Regions from separate parts of the Homo sapiens genome. Here region 1 is linked to region 2. The links are chromatin loops, found by intact Hi-C in ENCODE. Cell type or tissue: heart right ventricle. All regions are shown on one strand. Links, peaks and the distances in the headings refer to the core of each region. The heading gives the core; the rest is flanking DNA.

The links. Peaks named below come from ENCODE experiments on the same cell type or tissue, not always from the same donor. Only the 100,000 strongest peaks of a DNase experiment are listed, where the experiment ranks them.
Region 1: a loop joins it to region 2, with 8 times the contacts of the local background. A loop is called at or near these places in 23 of 110 quality-filtered maps.

Annotation. Positions count from the first base shown.
Region 1 is chr2:112,117,935-112,125,931 of GRCh38, reverse strand. TMEM87B (transmembrane protein 87B) reads right to left here. Exons shown (of 19, transcript NM_032824.3): 19 at 6,618-7,997. Among named protein-coding and RNA genes, the nearest start is that of FBLN7, 16 kb to the left of the region's middle. In heart right ventricle, for the core only: a CTCF peak has its summit at 4,074 (motif pointing left); no DNase peak of the experiment used is centred there.
Region 2 is chr2:112,430,329-112,438,325 of GRCh38, reverse strand. RGPD8 (RANBP2 like and GRIP domain containing 8) reads left to right here and starts at 4,681. Exons shown (of 23, transcript NM_001164463.1): 1 at 4,681-4,944. The coding sequence starts at 4,873. RefSeq lists an enhancer at 3,115-4,093. In heart right ventricle, for the core only: a CTCF peak has its summit at 4,610; a DNase peak (open chromatin) is centred at 4,645; H3K4me3 peaks cover 2,270 bases; H3K27ac peaks cover 1,629 bases.

The sequences.
Region 1 (7,997 bases), core at 1,655-5,654, 310 kb after region 2:
GTTTGCTAGTATTTTGTTGAGAACATTTGCTTCCATATTCATGAAAGATATTGGTCTGTAGTTTTCTCATGTTGTCTTTGGTCAGTTTGAGCATCAGGGTAATTCTGACCTCATAAAATGTGATGGGAAGTGCCTTCTTCTATTTTTGGGAAGAATTCATGAAGAATTGGCACTAATCATTCTTCTTTTTCTTCTCTTTCTCTTCCTTCCTTCCTTCCTTCCTTTCCTTCTCCTCCTTCTCTTCCGTCTTTTCCGTCTCCCTCCTCCACCCTCCCTCCTCCTCCCTCCTTCCTCTTCCTCCTCCTTCTCCTCTTCTTCTTCTCCCTCTTTCTCCCTTCTCCTTCTCCTCCCTTCTCCTTCTTTTTGAGACAGGGTCTCACTCTGTTGCCCAGGCAGGAGTGCAGTAGTGTGATCATGGCTCACTGCAGCCTTGACCTCCTGGGCTCAAGCAATCTTCCTGTCTCAGCCTCCTCAGTAGCTGGGACTACAGGTGTACACCACCATGCCTGGCTAATTTTTTAATTTTTTTTTTTGTAGAGAAGGGATTTCGCCATGTTGCCCAGGCTGGTCTCGAACTCCTGAGCTCAAGTGATGCACTTGCCTTGGCCTCCCAAAGTGCTAGGATTGCAGGCATAAGCCACTGCACCCAGGCTAATTCTTCTTTAAATGTTTAGTAGAGTTCAATGGTGAAGTCATCTGGGCCTGGACTTTTCTGTGTAGGTAGTTTTTACAAATTACTAATTGAATCTTATCACTTACTATGAGTCTATTCAGATTGCCTATTTATTCTTGAGTCAGTTTTGGTAGTTTTTATCTTCCAGGAATTTGTCCATTTCATGTAAGTTGATTTACTGACAAAATGTTATTCATTATATTCACATATTCCCTCTCCTTTTTTGCTCTTTGTTTTCTGTATGTCTTATCTTCTTTGTTCCTCCACTGCTGTCTCCTGTTTTGTTCAAAAAATTTAGTAGTTTACCATTTTAATTCCTTTCCCATTTCTTTTAGTACATTTTTTAAAAGTTATTTTCTTAGTGTTGCCTTGGGGTCTACCAATAATGCCTTATTTTATTTATTTATTTATTTATTTTTTTGAGACAGAGTCTCACTCTGTTGCCCAGGCTGGAGTGCCATGGCACAATGGCGGCTCACTGCAACCTCTGCCTCCTGGATTCAAGCAATTCTCCTGCCTCAGCTTCCTGAGTAGCTGGGGTTACAGGCGCGTGCCACCACGCCCGGCTAATTTTTGTATTTTTAGTAGAGACGGGGTTTCACCATGTTGGTCAGGCTGGCCTCAAACTCCTGACCTCGTGATCCACCCACCTCGGCCTCCCAAAGTGCTGGGATTACAGGCGTGAGCCACCGCACCTGGCCAATAATACCTTAATTTATAAGATTTTAGTTCTGAGTAAAACCAATTTTAATAGTATGCAAAACACTTGCTCCTGTATGGCTTCTCTCCTCCTCTCCTTTATGCTGCTATTGTCACGAGTTGTATTTTTACACATTATATGCCCATCAACTTAGATTTATCAATAATACATGTTTCTTTTAAATATACTAGGAGAAAAAAAGAGTTACAAACAAAAATACATTTATACTGTCTTTTATATTTGGCTAGTTATCTTTACTGGTACTGTTTTATTTCTTCAAATGTATTCAAATTACTGTTTAGTGTTCTTTAATTTCAGCCCAAAGTACTTACTTTAGTTTTGTTTTTTTTGTTTGTTTGTTTGTTTTTGAGATGGAGTTTTGCTCTTGTTGCCAGCTGGAGTGCAATAGCACTGTCTCAGCTCATTGCAACTTCTGCCTCCTCAGTTCAAGCGATTCTTCTGCCTCAACCTCCTGAGTAGCTGGGATCACAGTTGCTCACCACCACGCCTGGCTACTTTTTGTATTTGTAGTGGCGACGGGGTTTCACCATGTTGCCCAGGCTGGTCTCGAACTCCTGACCTCAGGTGATCTACCCGCCTCAGCCTCCCAAAGTACTGGGATTACAGACGTGAGCCACCGCACCTGGCCTACTTTAGTATTTCTTGCATGGCAAAACTACTAACAACAAATTCAGTTTTTATCTCAACTGTCTGTATTTCTATTCATGTTGAATGGATAGTTTGCTTGGATATAGAATTCTTGACTGACGGTTTTTCTTTCAGTACTTTAAATATATCATCCCATTGCCTTCTTACCACCATAGTTTCTGAGGGGGAAAAATTAGTTGTTAATGTTACAGAGGATTTTTACTAGGCAATGAGTCACTTCTCTCTTTCAAAACTCCATCTTTGGTTCTGGTTTTCCATCATTTGATTATGATGTTTCAGTACAGATCTCTTTGAGTTTATCTTATTTGGAGTTTGCTAATCTTTCTGCTTAGGTAGACTGTTTTTTGTCAAGTTTGAAAAGTTTTCAACCACTATTTATTCAAGTATTTTTCTTCCTCTCTCTTCTTCTTCTCGTACTCTCACCGTGTGTGTCTGTATGCTTGAGGTTGTTCCACAGGTCTCTGAGATTCTGTTAATTTTTCTTCATTCTATCTTCTTTTTGTTCCTCACACTGAATAATCTCAATTGACCTATATTCAGATTCACTGATTTTCTTCTACCTGCTCAGATCTGCTCTTGAGCACCCTCTAATAAATGTTTTGTCTCAGTTATTGTACTTTTCAATATAAGAATTTTCATTTGGTTCATTTTTATCATTGCTATCTCTATTGACATTATTTGGTCAAACATCATTCTCATACTTTTGCATTTATACTTTTTTAGCTCATTGAATACTTACAAAACAGCTTACAGTTTTTGTCTAGTAAGTCAAACATCTGGTCTTTCTCAGGAACATTTTGTTTTGATGCTCTTTTTTTTCTTGTGAGAGATACACTGTCATTTCTTTGCTTATGTCATAATTTTTTGGTAAATACTAGACATTTTAAATAATATAATGTGGTAACTCTGAAAACCAGTTCCTTCCCCTTCAATGGTTTGCTGTTGTTACTACTTGTTGTAGTAGTTGTTTAGTGAGTTCTCTAAACTAATTCCGTAAAGTCTGTATATTTTGTGATATGTGGTCACTGAAGTCTCTACTCAGTTATGTAATGGTTAGACAATTATTGGACAGAGACTTTCTTAACCTCTCGGAACCAGTAAATCTCCCAGTCTTTGCCGAGGTGCTTGTGTGTATGGTGGGGCACACCTTCAGCACTCATTCAGGCAGTTTACAACTAACTCTGCCTTAGCCTTCACTTCTTGTTTGTGGTCTTTGCTGAGCATGCAGAGCCCTATGCATGCATGTGACCTTTTAGATTCCTGTAAGTATGTTGAAGGTTTTTCAAAGGCCTTATGGTCATCTCATTCTTTAGACTTTCCTTTTAAGGTTTTTGGTCAGTCTGTTGTTTGCTTTGAATGTTATTTTTTGCTTTAGGCAGCTGTGACATTAAAAAACATGCCTGTGAATATTTTTAATAAGTATCCCCTGGAAAGAGGCATTTAGCACTGGGAAAGCTGTGACTCAGGTCAAATAAAGACAAGCCTTTCCAGCAGACTCCACTGAACCCCAAGAAAATCTCCACTTATCAAATGAAGAAACAGAGAACTGGAATTATGACCATGTAGAAACAAGAATTTGGAAGCTGAAAAGACAATGAAGTCATATGAAATGACGTAGCAAGTGGTCACCAAAGTATATAAAATGTATTTCAAGTTTTGATGCCCAGTCCAACCCTTCTGTGGCATCTCTTTCCCCCTGACAATAAGGACCAGAGGTGAGAAAAACAAACTAGGAGGCAGTCTTCAACCCTGGTCTGAGGGAACTGTAGCCAGTGACACTTTCCTGGTCCTCCATTTCCTCATTTGTAAGATGATCTTAGAGGCTCTTTCCAGCTTTAAAGTTTTAAAATATACCAAAATAACTGTTTTTCCAGGGCAGTGCTGTGTGAATTATTTTTAAGTTTTTTTCTTCATCCCCAAATTTGTTTAGTGGCATTTGGTAAGTAAATTTATAAAATCTGTAAAGGGAAGAATTAGAGAAAAGAAAAAAAGATTAGAACTCTTCAAGAGACATTACTTTGGCACCACCTGCTGGATAGCTTTCACATTTTTTCCTGTGCATAAACTTCCATTGCAGCTTCTTGTTTTTTCAAAATGATTTTAAGGAAATACTGTCAAAATTATTTACATCTGAAATCAGATATAAATCAGGTCAGCCTCTGACCAGATGTAAATATCAGGTCACCTCTGTTAATGTAGCTGTACATTCCCTATCACTTAAGGGGCATAAAACTTGCTCTGGGTAACTTCATCTTAATACAAGTGAATCAATCCTGGAATGTGTTTGAATTTCATATGCCATTTGTTTCAATTGAGTCTCAGTCACCCCTCAATCATTGCTGTACCTTTCACATTAACCTTAGCTGCCTCCTGAAGGCTATGCACCAGGCACTTTAGATACATTGTCTTACTTAACCTTCTCTAACAAGCAAACAGCACTTTGTTAACCGAAACTCCTCTCTCCTCAGGACTTCGAGGACAACCCTTCTAGGATGATTCCCACCAGTATTATACCAGCCTTGCCACCTGCCAGGATGGTAAACTATCAAATTATTTAACCTCTCTCTCAGTTTTCTAATCTATGAACCAAGGGAACTAATACTTCATTGGCTACTGTGAGAATACAGTGGTTACCAAAGCCTGGCACTCTGCAAGTGCTCCCAAGTCTGCCAAAATGGTCATCAGTCTTATGACAACAGCCCTTCCTTTCCCTCTGGGACTATCCATCTTGTCCCTCTCACTCCTCACATGTCAAAGGTGGGAGAATGTCCATGAAGAAAATTCTCCATGTCCCATCTACTTACAGCAAGATGGATTTTTTAAATTAATTAAGATTAAGCTGTGAACCAAGACACACTTTTCTAGATTTTCTGATACATAGTCTAAGGCACTATTATTATTATTATTATTATTATTATTATTATTATTATTGAGAGTCTCGCTCTGTCGCCCAGGCTGGAGTGCAGTGGCACAATCTCGGCTCACTGCAAGCTCCGCCTCCCAGATTCACGCCATTCTCCTGCCTTAGCCTCCCGAGTAGCTGGGACTACAGGTGCCTGCCACCATGCCCAGCTAATTTTTTTCTATCTTTAGTAGAGATGCGGTTTCACTGTGTTAGCCAGAATGGTATCGATCTCCTGACCTCGTGACCCACCCATCTCGGCCTCCCAAAGTGCTGGGATTACAGGTGTGAGCCACTGCGCCTGGCCAAGGCACTATTATTTTTACATATTTATGTTGAATATGTTTCTTAGAAAATTAGGGGTAAAAATTAGGCCCTAGGGTATGGTGGGTCCGCAAGATGGAAATAAACCCCGGGTGTCTGAGGGACATGTGGAGGAGGGTGGCCCTTCCCACCTCTATACCTACTGAAGAATTGTCACATGAGCAAGAAATAAACTTTTTGTCTTAAGTTTCTGAAAGGCTAAAATCAAGTTGTGACCACAGCCTGGCTGAGCCTCAACACTAACCATGTATGCCACCCCAGTGCTTTTCCACTCAATCCTTTCTCTACTTTTTTTTTTTTTTTTTTTTTGAGACGGAGTCTCGCTCTGTCGCCCAGGCTGGAGTGCAGTGGCCCAATCTCAGCTCACTGCAAGCTCTGCCTCCCGGGTTCACGCCATTCTCCTGCCTCAGCCTCCCGAGTAGCTGGGACTACAGGCGCCCGCCACCACGCCCGGCTAATTTTTTGTATTTTTTTTTTAGTAGAGACAGGGTTTCACCATGTTGGCCAGGATGGTCTCGATCTCCTGACCTTGTGATCCACCCACCTTGGCCTCCCAAAGTGCTGGGATTACAGGCGTGAGCCACTACGCCCGGCCTTTTTTTTTTTAAATTATCTTTATTTCAAAATAATAATTAATTATGTAATTATTTATGTAATTAAGAATTATGTAATTACTTAATTCTGTAACTTTACAGAAAAGTTGGAAGATAGAATGCATTTTTTCTGAACCATGAGAGTAAGTTGCTCTACCTTATTTTTACATAGATAAGCATTCACATATGTGCCACTGCATCACAGTTCTTATAAGTATTTTTATTATAAATTCTTCATAATTTAATGGCTATACAATATCTCATAAAGTAGCTGGTTAAACCATAATTCACTTAACTATGATATTGTTTGTCTCTAATTTTATTTCTACTTTAATATTATAATAAACACTTTTGTGGAGAAACTTTATTCTGTATTTTGAATCATTTTTTAAAATATCACCAGAATTGACATTATTCAAAGGTTATAAACACATTGTTGAACTTTTCACAAAAAAGGAAATCAACTATATTACCATCATTAATAAGTGTGCTCATTTCATCAGACTTTGAAAGCAAAAGGATTTTACAAATATACCATAGTACAAACTTATGTTAATTTGATTTTTTAAACTATCCCCTATCTTTTGTTTTGCATTTCTTTACTACTACTGAGGTTGAGCACTTTTCCATGTTTGATTAGCTGTGCCTCCTGTTTTAAGAATTTTATGTCCTGCCATCTATTGGAGTCTATATATGTCTATATGTCCTACAGATTTATATAATCTAGCACCAATAAATACTATCAAGAATCAATCATTCAAATTCAGAGCATTTTTATTAAAAGAACAAAATATTAAGGCACAAAATACATCAATTTTTCAAATGAAAACCCTTCAAACGGTTATGTCCTACATTCAACGAAACTTCTTCCAAATTACGGAATAATTTAACTTTTTAAAATAGAAAAATACAAGTTCTTAAATGCCTAAAATTTCTCCCCAAATAAATGTTTTCTTAGTTTTAATGAAGTCTCTTCATGCAGTACTGAGCTCCAATATTATAATGTACACTTCCTTAAAAATCTAGTTTTGCCACTTATATACATTCAATATGTTTAACCAGTATATTAACCAGTATATTAACCAATATGTTAAACTTCTTTTAAGTATAAGGCTTGGTATTTTGTATTGCTTATTGCATGCTTTGATCATACAAAGACACAAGTACCAGAACTAGTGATTATAAATCTAGCATAGCATCTGTCAACTTTAGTCATGTACAGCCTAGTGCAACAGACTCGAACTTTTTTTTAAAAAAAGGATACATAACTCAAAATGTATATGTACATTTTTTATACTTTCAGCTTGACAGTATAGTAATGTAAACATTGTACTGTAATACAAGGGGAAAAGGTGGTATTTTCTACAGGATGTGTAAGTTAAAATATTATTTTCTTTACAAGAAAAATATGGGAACATTCTATCATCTCTCAGGCTTAAAAAATTCACATATTCACATATTTTTCCTTATTTTTACAATAAAATTAATTGCTATCTAAAGCAGATATTTAAATACTAATCTAAATCAAATCATGAAAATTCCCTTTTAAGCAAATTTCACACATCGTATGAATGAATGGCATAACCAGAACACTTAAGCATTTTGCCTAGAAAAACATCAAACCAGACCCGTATCCTCACTAACAGTGAGACCCACCCTGATGGGGGCATGCTAAAAGTAAACTGATTTGAGTGCCTCAGAGGCCCTGATGGCCAGTTTCAGGAAACTGTGCAGAAACAGGGATGATGAGCTGCTCAGTAGCCCTAGGTATAACTTCTCCTGGTGTCCTTCCTGTGAACTACAGCTATGGCACTAGAGCACCCCTCTTGCGTATGTAAGGGGCCTAAGAAGACCCTTCATAGAAATACTCGATCCAGGTCATCAGTCATCAAGAGATGGCACAAATATTACTGAAGGTGACAGACAGCACATGCCCTTCTAGTAACAGTATTTGTAATGAGGTTACTAGGAGGGAATTCTGCTTTCTCTGGATGGAAGAAAAGTTTGCACTGCAGCCTGTAGCTGAGCTACAGGGTAGCATCATTTATCCTACCAGCTGTAGAAAGACATGTTTTGGTAAACATTACTGAGATTCTGTCAGAGACAGTTTCCCTTTATTAACATACTCACCATTAA
Region 2 (7,997 bases), core at 2,596-6,595:
GAAGTTGCTACCTGTAATAAAATGTCAAATAAGATCTAGAGGCTTGAGGAGAACCTGAGGTTATCTGTGGAGGGTGGAAGGCTTATGCTGAAGTGGCCCCCTGAGAGCAGAGATCAGGAGTAAGGGACGATCTCCTAGTACTCACTTGCAGAAGTGACTTAAAGCTGCTAAAAGGGTGTGTGTCAGGGCTTTGGCATTCTGCCGCAGACATAGAAAGACCTGATACTGTTTTGACTTCATGTGTCCCTGTAGCCATTCAGCGGCCAACATTTGTATAGTACTTTATCTTTCTCAGCTTATTTCTAATTAGCGATAATTAATACTCTTAGTATTAATACGAGTTAATTTGTAATTCTTACAAAAGAGTGTGAGATAAATGAGCATGTGCTGTCTTTAATTTCCAAAGGAGGAAAGCACTCTGTGCCGTCTGAGCTGCCCGCGATCCAGTCCCTAAGAGGGACCATCGGCAGGCGGCTTCCTGGCTCTTGGGGTCCGCACAGGCCTGTGGTAGCCCTGTGAGGGTCGGCTCCTGCATAGAACCCTGCCTGACTTCCCAGAGGAGGCCATGAGAACCGTCAAGAAGTTCATGGACTCAGGAGGACGTCGTCAGCAGTGCTGAGGTCATGGAATGTGGGCTGGGACCTTGTGTTTGGTGACGTTCTGTAAGTACTCGGCTTGCTCAAGCTAACTGCCCGGCTGGGATCACCGCTCTAGGAGGACTCAAGAGTTCAGATGAGTGGCCCAGGGGCCCGTCAGTGCTGTGCACCTCGCCCCCCGTGGGCGGGGGAGGAGCCTGGGGACTTGGCCAGTCCTGGAGGAGCCCTGAGACCAGGCCCTGTGGCGGGCACCACGGCACGGGGAGGTGCCTGGAGGGCTGGAGCCCACTTGGGGGGCCTTGGTCAGTCGGGGCTGCAGAAGCAGAGAAATGCGGGGTGCCCATGCTGGCTGGGACTCGCCCACTGCCCTGCACATGGCGAGTGAGGGAGAGAGGCAAGGCACCTTTCCAGGGGTGCATGGGAGGCTGCGGTCAAAGGTCCTGCACACCCGCATGCATGCTCACATCTGTAGCTACAGACACTGACCCCCAGAGACCCCCGAGCTCATGTGGGGCTGGTGTAGGCGTGGGGTGGACACTGGGGCAGTGTGGGCTCCTCCTCCTCCTCTATGCGCGTGACGGGGTGGGGGTGGCCCCTTCCCTTGCCCTGGAAGCTCCGGCCCCCTCCCCACCCTCCCTGTGGCCCCAGTAGACAGAGCCCTGGCCCCTGCCTTGGGCCAGGTTTGGCAGAGGGGGCCCTGGCTGGAAACTGGAGGCAGATGGAGGGGAGCTGGGGTTGCGGGCTGGCCGTGTCCCCTAACCCCTACACAGCCCAGCTCTGCTCCTGCTCCGCCTGGGTGTTCTGCAGGCTGGGGTGGAGGTGCTCCAGGACTACCCCACAGCCCGGGGCCACACACCCCTGGAGCGATCCCTATCTCTGTCTGCGCCCTGGCCTCCTTCCTGCCAAGACCCTGACTGAGTCAATAGGCTTGACTTTCATAAACTGGCCAACAAGATTGAGACCACACTTGGAGTGGAAGATGGGGCCGTCTTAAGCCCTTGCCCCCTGCACGGGTCAGCCTGTGGCCAACGTTCTGGGCCGAGCCTCCTCCTCTTGCTCCACGCTCTTCCCACCCTGAGAGGGGCCTGGTCTGGGTGGGTCTCCTGGGACCCCCAGTGTTCGAACATGACCTGAAAAGCAGAAATGGAGGCTGAAGCCTTGGCGAGGAGGCCAGCACTTCCCAATCTCACCTTCCACAGCTGATGTGCAGGGCCGGGGGAGTGTTGGTAATCCTCCCAGGACACACGTGTCTGCATTTAAGGGTGTGCCTGACATGAAAGGAGATTTATTCAATGATGTTTGCTAAAGACTGGAAGCGGACTACTCAGGACCAGTGCGGTGGGTGCTGGGACCAGGGCAGTGGGATTTTGCAGTGGTGGAGAGAGATTTAGGCTCCACTCTGAATATGGCTCCAGCAAGTGGGATTTGATAGCCCAGGAGCAGAGTGGGGTCCTCGGATGGAACATCACTAAGAACAAACAGCAGGGGTGGGGGGTTCTGGCTGAAGGGAGGCAGGGTCATTCGTCATCACCTGGGTGCCCGAGGACGAGCAGGCTGCCCTGACGAGGATGATCAGATACGGGGCGGGGCAGTTCTGGCTGAAGTCACTTAGCAGTGTTCTTGCTAAAACCGGATTTTGCAAGGAAGTGTGCAGGTGGCCTAGAAGGTTCAAGGGCCTGATAGAGTTTGGCCAAGCAAAGAATCTCGTCACTGAGAATTAGAATCAAGGGCAGGTGGCTAAATAGTGCCTTGTAGATTCTCTCCAGCTTTTGCGGCCCCTCCCTCCACATCCTGCTCTGGGTAGCCCCTATCCTGCAGCCATGACCCAGATTCCTGAAGAGGGGATGACTACACAGGGGCCTGGATGCTGGGTGGCGGCCTCAGGGGCGGGAGGCACCGGGAGAGGCCTGGCCGGAGAGCCCCAGGGACCCAGGTCAGGTCAGGACCCAGTGTGTAGCGGAGCTTGGGCTCATGAGGTCAGAGCTGGAGCCACTGCACATCGTCTCCCAGGGCCGGGGCTCCCAGAGGACATGCAGTGTCTGCAGTTTTCTGGGGTGCCCCCGTCCTCCGCGTGGCACTCTGCGTGTTGGGGGGCCTATTGCGAGCTGCTCATCCTGGCTTCTTGGGAGCAGCGTGGCCTGAGCAAGGGAGGCTGCCCAGGACCGGCGCCTGTGGGGCGGGGCTGGTCACAGGGTCTTGGTCCCCGAGGGCTGATTCCTGCTGAATGCTTCAATGGCCAAGGGTGGATCCCTCTCCTTCCAGCCTGAGGCTGTTTCAGGAAGAAACAGTCAGGCCCCGGCAGGTTTCCCTGCCCAAGGGGAGAGTCTGAGGAGGGGCCGACTCGGCAGGTGGAGCAGGGGGCCACTTTCATCGAGTTTGTGTTCAGAACTCACTCCAGGGTCCTTTTCTTTTGGGGCCAGGCAGGCAGCACCGTGTGGGACATTATTAGCAAGGAGAGGAGGGGCCCGGGAGAGCTCACAGGGCGTTTTGGGAGCTCCGTAGACAGGCAGGTCCTGAGGACTTTTGGAAAGGATAGAACAAGGTCCCGGGCAGCTTTGTGGTGGTCGAGAGCGAGGGAGGAGGTGGCCTCCCTGAGCGTGGATGGCTGGATGCAGGCCCCAGACCCAGGGGCAGAGGCCGAGAAGGGAAGGCGGGGGCCCAGGGACCACACTTGGCAGGGTGGAGGGGGCAGGGGGAGCCACTTGCTGGGGAAACTTCACCGGATGATCTGGGCTGAGGACGCGCGAGTGTGGAAGAAACGGCGCCTCCCCCGTGCCAGATGCTGCCCACCACCGGCACAGGGCCAGAGTTGGGGTCAGCAGGGCAGCCGTGTGCCCCCAGTGGGAGCTTGGAGGTCACGGAGGAAATGCGAGACCAGATGCAGGCAGGGGAGTCCTCCGGAGCCTGCAGGAGGGGGCCGCTGGCTCAGGGGCACCGGGAGACCCCCACATGGACAGGGTGGAAAGGGCTTTCTTCAAAGCCAGGATCTTGTCCCCATCACAGCGTCCCGCTACGCATTGGGAGCGCTTGCTGCCAGGAGGCTCCCCAGTCCCGCAGCAGCCCCTCAGCGGCTGCCCTCCAAGGAAGGGGCGCACAGACACTCCAGGGCTCCACAGCGCGCGGGCCAGGGGCCCCATCTACCCCCGGGGCAGCGGGACTGGGCGTGAGCCCGGCCTGGGACACAGCCCCTGCGACTGCACCATTGTTAGGGGCCTTCTCGGAGCTGGCAGACCTAGAACCAGGCCTAGGGGGTGGGGGTGTGCCTGGATGTGTGTTGCGGGGGTCTGAACCCTTAGTTAGGACCGGGGGCCCTCCTTTCCACTTCGTGCAGTCCCTGGGGTCTGGGGCATCCTAGCCATGCGTGGGGCCTCCCTGCTGGGATTGGAGACCCCCTGACAGCTGGGGCTGGTCCCAGCATTTTCGCTCTTCCCCCAGAAGGACTCAGATGCAGGGTCTTCTCTGCTCCCCGTCACACAGAGGGTGGCACCCCCGATGGGAACTCTCATTTATCACCAAACCAGAAGATAATGGAGAAACTGACAGAGAAGGGCTGCAAGCAGCTACCGCAGGGCGGTGTGTGGATGCAGATGGGATGGGCAGATGGAGGCGGGGGCCAGCATCGCTGCCTTCTTGCCCCTCCCAGAGGACCCCAGGTCCCCAGCTCGGGCGCCCCACCAGACTGGTAACACCTGCGTCTGCTGTTTGGCACCGGGGGATGAATCACTTGCTTTTCTTTCAACAGTGTTCTGTAGTTTCCAGTCTACAAGTCTTACACTTTTGGGTTAAATTTATTCATAATTATTTTATTATTTTTGATAATATTATAAATGGAATTGTTTACTTAATTTTACTTGAATTGTTCCTTGCTGGTGTATAAGTAGACATCTCATTTTTTTTAGTTGACCTCGTATGGTACAATCTCTTTGAACTCATTTATTATCACTGATGGTTTGTCTTTTTTTTTTTTTTTTTGAGCTTTCATTAAGGTTTTCTATAGATAAGATCATGTCAAGACACCCTCAGACCACAGGGCGGCGCCACCAGCCCGGCCGAGTGCAGCTGGAGCGCCGACGTCCCCGAGGATACACAGTGCTGAGGCAGAACGCAGGTTCGTCACAGTGGGCCTCCGTGGGCGGCGCCGCACGCTCGTCACAGTGGGCCTCCGCCGGCTACGCCGCTGCTTCAGTGGCTTGCAGGCACTTTCCTCTTGGAAGTGGCGACTGCTGCGGGGCTGAGCGGTGCTCGCACGCGTCTCGGGAGCCAGGTTGGCGGCGCGATGAGGCGCAGCAAGGCCGATGTGGAGCGGTACGTCGCCTCGGTGCTGGGTCTCACCCCGTCGCCTCGACAGGTGAGTGGGTCTGGAAGAGAGCGGCGGCCTCGACCCGGCCGGGCGGCGGCGGCCTCGACCCGGCCCGGCGGCGGCCTCGATGGGTCAGGGGTCATGGCTCCCGACGGGCGCTGCTCCCTGGCGCGCTCTGTTGAGGCGGCGGCCTCCACCCGGCCCGGCGGCGGCCTCGATGGGTCAGGGGTCATGGCTCCCGACGGGCGCTGCTCCCTGGCGCGCTCTGTTGAGGCGGCGGCCTCGACCCGGCCCGGCGGCGGCCTCGATGGGTCAGGGGTCATGGCTCCCGAGGGCGCTGCTCCCTGGCGCGCTCTGTTGAGGCGGCGGCCTCGACCCGGCCCGGGGGCGGCCTCGATGGGTCAGGGGTCATGGCTCCCGAGGGCGCTGCTCCCTGGCGCGCTCTGTTGAGGCGGCGGCCTCGACCCGGCCCGGCGGCGGCCTCGATGGGTCAGGGGTCATGGCTCCCGAGGGCGCTGCTCCCTGGCGCGCTCTGTTGAGGCGGAGGCCGGCTAGCGCAGTCCTGTGGGCGGCGTGGCGCTTGCAAGCGCAGGAAGAGTCCTGGGGGGACCGCGGCGGGCGGGAGACCTTTGGCGCCGGCTCTTCCTCTTTCTCCCGGTTTGTTCCCGACGGTGCTCGCTCGTGGGCTCGCCCTGGCCCGGGCTTTCTGGCCCCGTAGTACCCGCGCGGCCTAGTTCTCGGGGGCTTGGGCACCCGGGTGCTGTATCGGCGGGTTTCTTCCCATGTCCTGGACATTTACTTTATATGCCGCGGCGGAGGTCGTACCTCCTTGGCCTGGAGGAACCCAGTGGGGACTGACGCAGCTCCGGGTGAGCTTTGGCGGCTGCGTCGAGTGACAAGGTAGGCATCTCAGCGTGGACATTTGCAATGGCCCGATGGCACAAATGACACGGAAAGTCCCCTTGTTTTGAGTATGAGGTGTTTGTCGCTGTCCCTTTGTAAGGGTCCAGCTCCACTCCACTCCTCATACTCACCTCCCTCGCCCCCCTCCCCGCCCGGAACACTTTGGTAGCTGCCTTTGCTTAAAAAAAAAAAATTCTAAAGTTCTTACAAATCGTTAGTATGGCTTACAATTTTTAACCTTTTCCACAAGTGTTTTTAGGGTATTTTTCCTCTTTACAGGTAAATAATGTGATCTATTTTGGATTCAATAAGACTTTAGTCATTGGATCTAAAGAGTGACGGAAGAAGCTATTAAAGGTGGATGTGCGCAGAATCTTGAGTCAGTTTGCTTTGGCTTGAATAATCACAGCACTGTCGTTTATAAGCTGGGTATTTGGGGCCACTTACACTTTTCATCCATAGATGGAGTTGTAACATTGATAGAATTTGATAGGATGATCCATTTTAAACATTTAGGTTATTGCTTGACACATAGCACTAAATGTTAGCTACAAGTCACTTTTTATTGTTGATGTTAAAAGGATATTGGCCGGGCGCAGTGGCTCACGCCTGTAATCCCACCACTTTGGGAGGCCGAGGAGGGCGGATTGCCTGAGGTCAGGAGTTCGAGACCAGCCTGGCTAACATGTTGAAACCTTGTCTCTACTAAAAATACAAATAAAGTTAGCCGGACGTGGTGGCGCACGCCTGTAGTCCCAGCTACCTGGGAGGCTGAGGCAGGAGAGTCGCTTGAACCCGGGAGGCGGAGGTTCTAGTGAGCCGAGATCGCGCTACTGCACTCCAGCCTGGGCGACAGAGGGAGACTCCAGAAAAAAAAAAAAAAAACCAGAAACTCACGGATGACCATGATTATAATAGTAGCATAATTGTGTCTCTTATCATAACTAAGCATAGGTTATCTTATTTTGCGCTTCCAGCAACCCTGTGGATATTGAGACCTGTAGAGATTTAAGATACTTGTTCAGGGTCAAATGGGTAGTGCAGCAGAATTTTGGCAGTGGGTCTGATTTAGTTTCTCTTGGGAACAGTGCAGTAAGTTACAGTCTATTCCTCCAGAGAAGGATAGATATCTACTTGTACGTTGTAATTTCAAACTGCTAGCATAGTATAAATATGAATGTGATGGTAAGAGTCTAAAACAGACCTTAATTGAGGGTTCCTGTAACTCCTGAAATTAAAGACTTTAATTTTTGTGTTATTTTATTTTTTTTGAGGTGGGGTCTCACTCTGTCACCCAGCTGGATGCAGTGGCACTATCTCGACTCACTGCAGCTTCCGCCTCCCCAGCTCAAGCGATCCTCCCACCTCAGTCTCCCGAGTAGTTGGGACCACAGGTGTACCCACCACACCCGCTGTTTTGTTTTGTTTTGTATTTTTGGTAGAGACTGGGTTTCACCATGTTGCCCAGGCTGTTCTTGAACTCCTGGGCTCAAGTGATTTCCCCGCCTCCACTTCCCAAAGTGTTGGGATTATAGGCGTGAGCCACTGCACCGGCCATTATTTTGTTTTTGAGACAAGGTCTCTTTCTGTCTCCCAGGCTGGAGTGCTGTGGCGGGATCGTGGCTCACTGCAGCGTTGACGTCCTGGGCTCAATCCGTCCTCCCACCTTAGCCTCCTGGGTAGCTGAGACTACAGGCATGCGCCACCATGCCCGGCTTTTTTCTTTAATGTAGAGACGGGGTCTTACCATGTTACCCAGGCTGGTCTCCAACTCCTGGGCTCAAGTGATCCTCCCGCCTTGGCCCCAAGTGCTGAGATTACAGGTGTGAGCCACTCTGCTCAGCCTGATTTTTTTTTTAAACAAGCTTAAAAAAAAAAAAAAGCAACCTTAGAGCCTTTCTGAGATTCTTAGTGGGGACCTTGGCTTCCAAAAGATTAAAAACCACTGGTCTAGACAGAAGTCAGAATGTTCTTTCAACTACATAACTTCTCCATTAAATAAAGTGGAGTGGTAGCAACATTTTGACGATTGGTTATTATGACCACCTCTCTTACACTTAGAGTCTTTTTTTCCCCCCCAAATTTAAAGTCATTTACATTAGAACCTGGGGATTTCAGCGGAATATGGATTAACTAGTGAGTAACTGGAACATGTGAAGCTATTCTGTAAAGTTAGGTTTGAGTGAAATGACAAAACA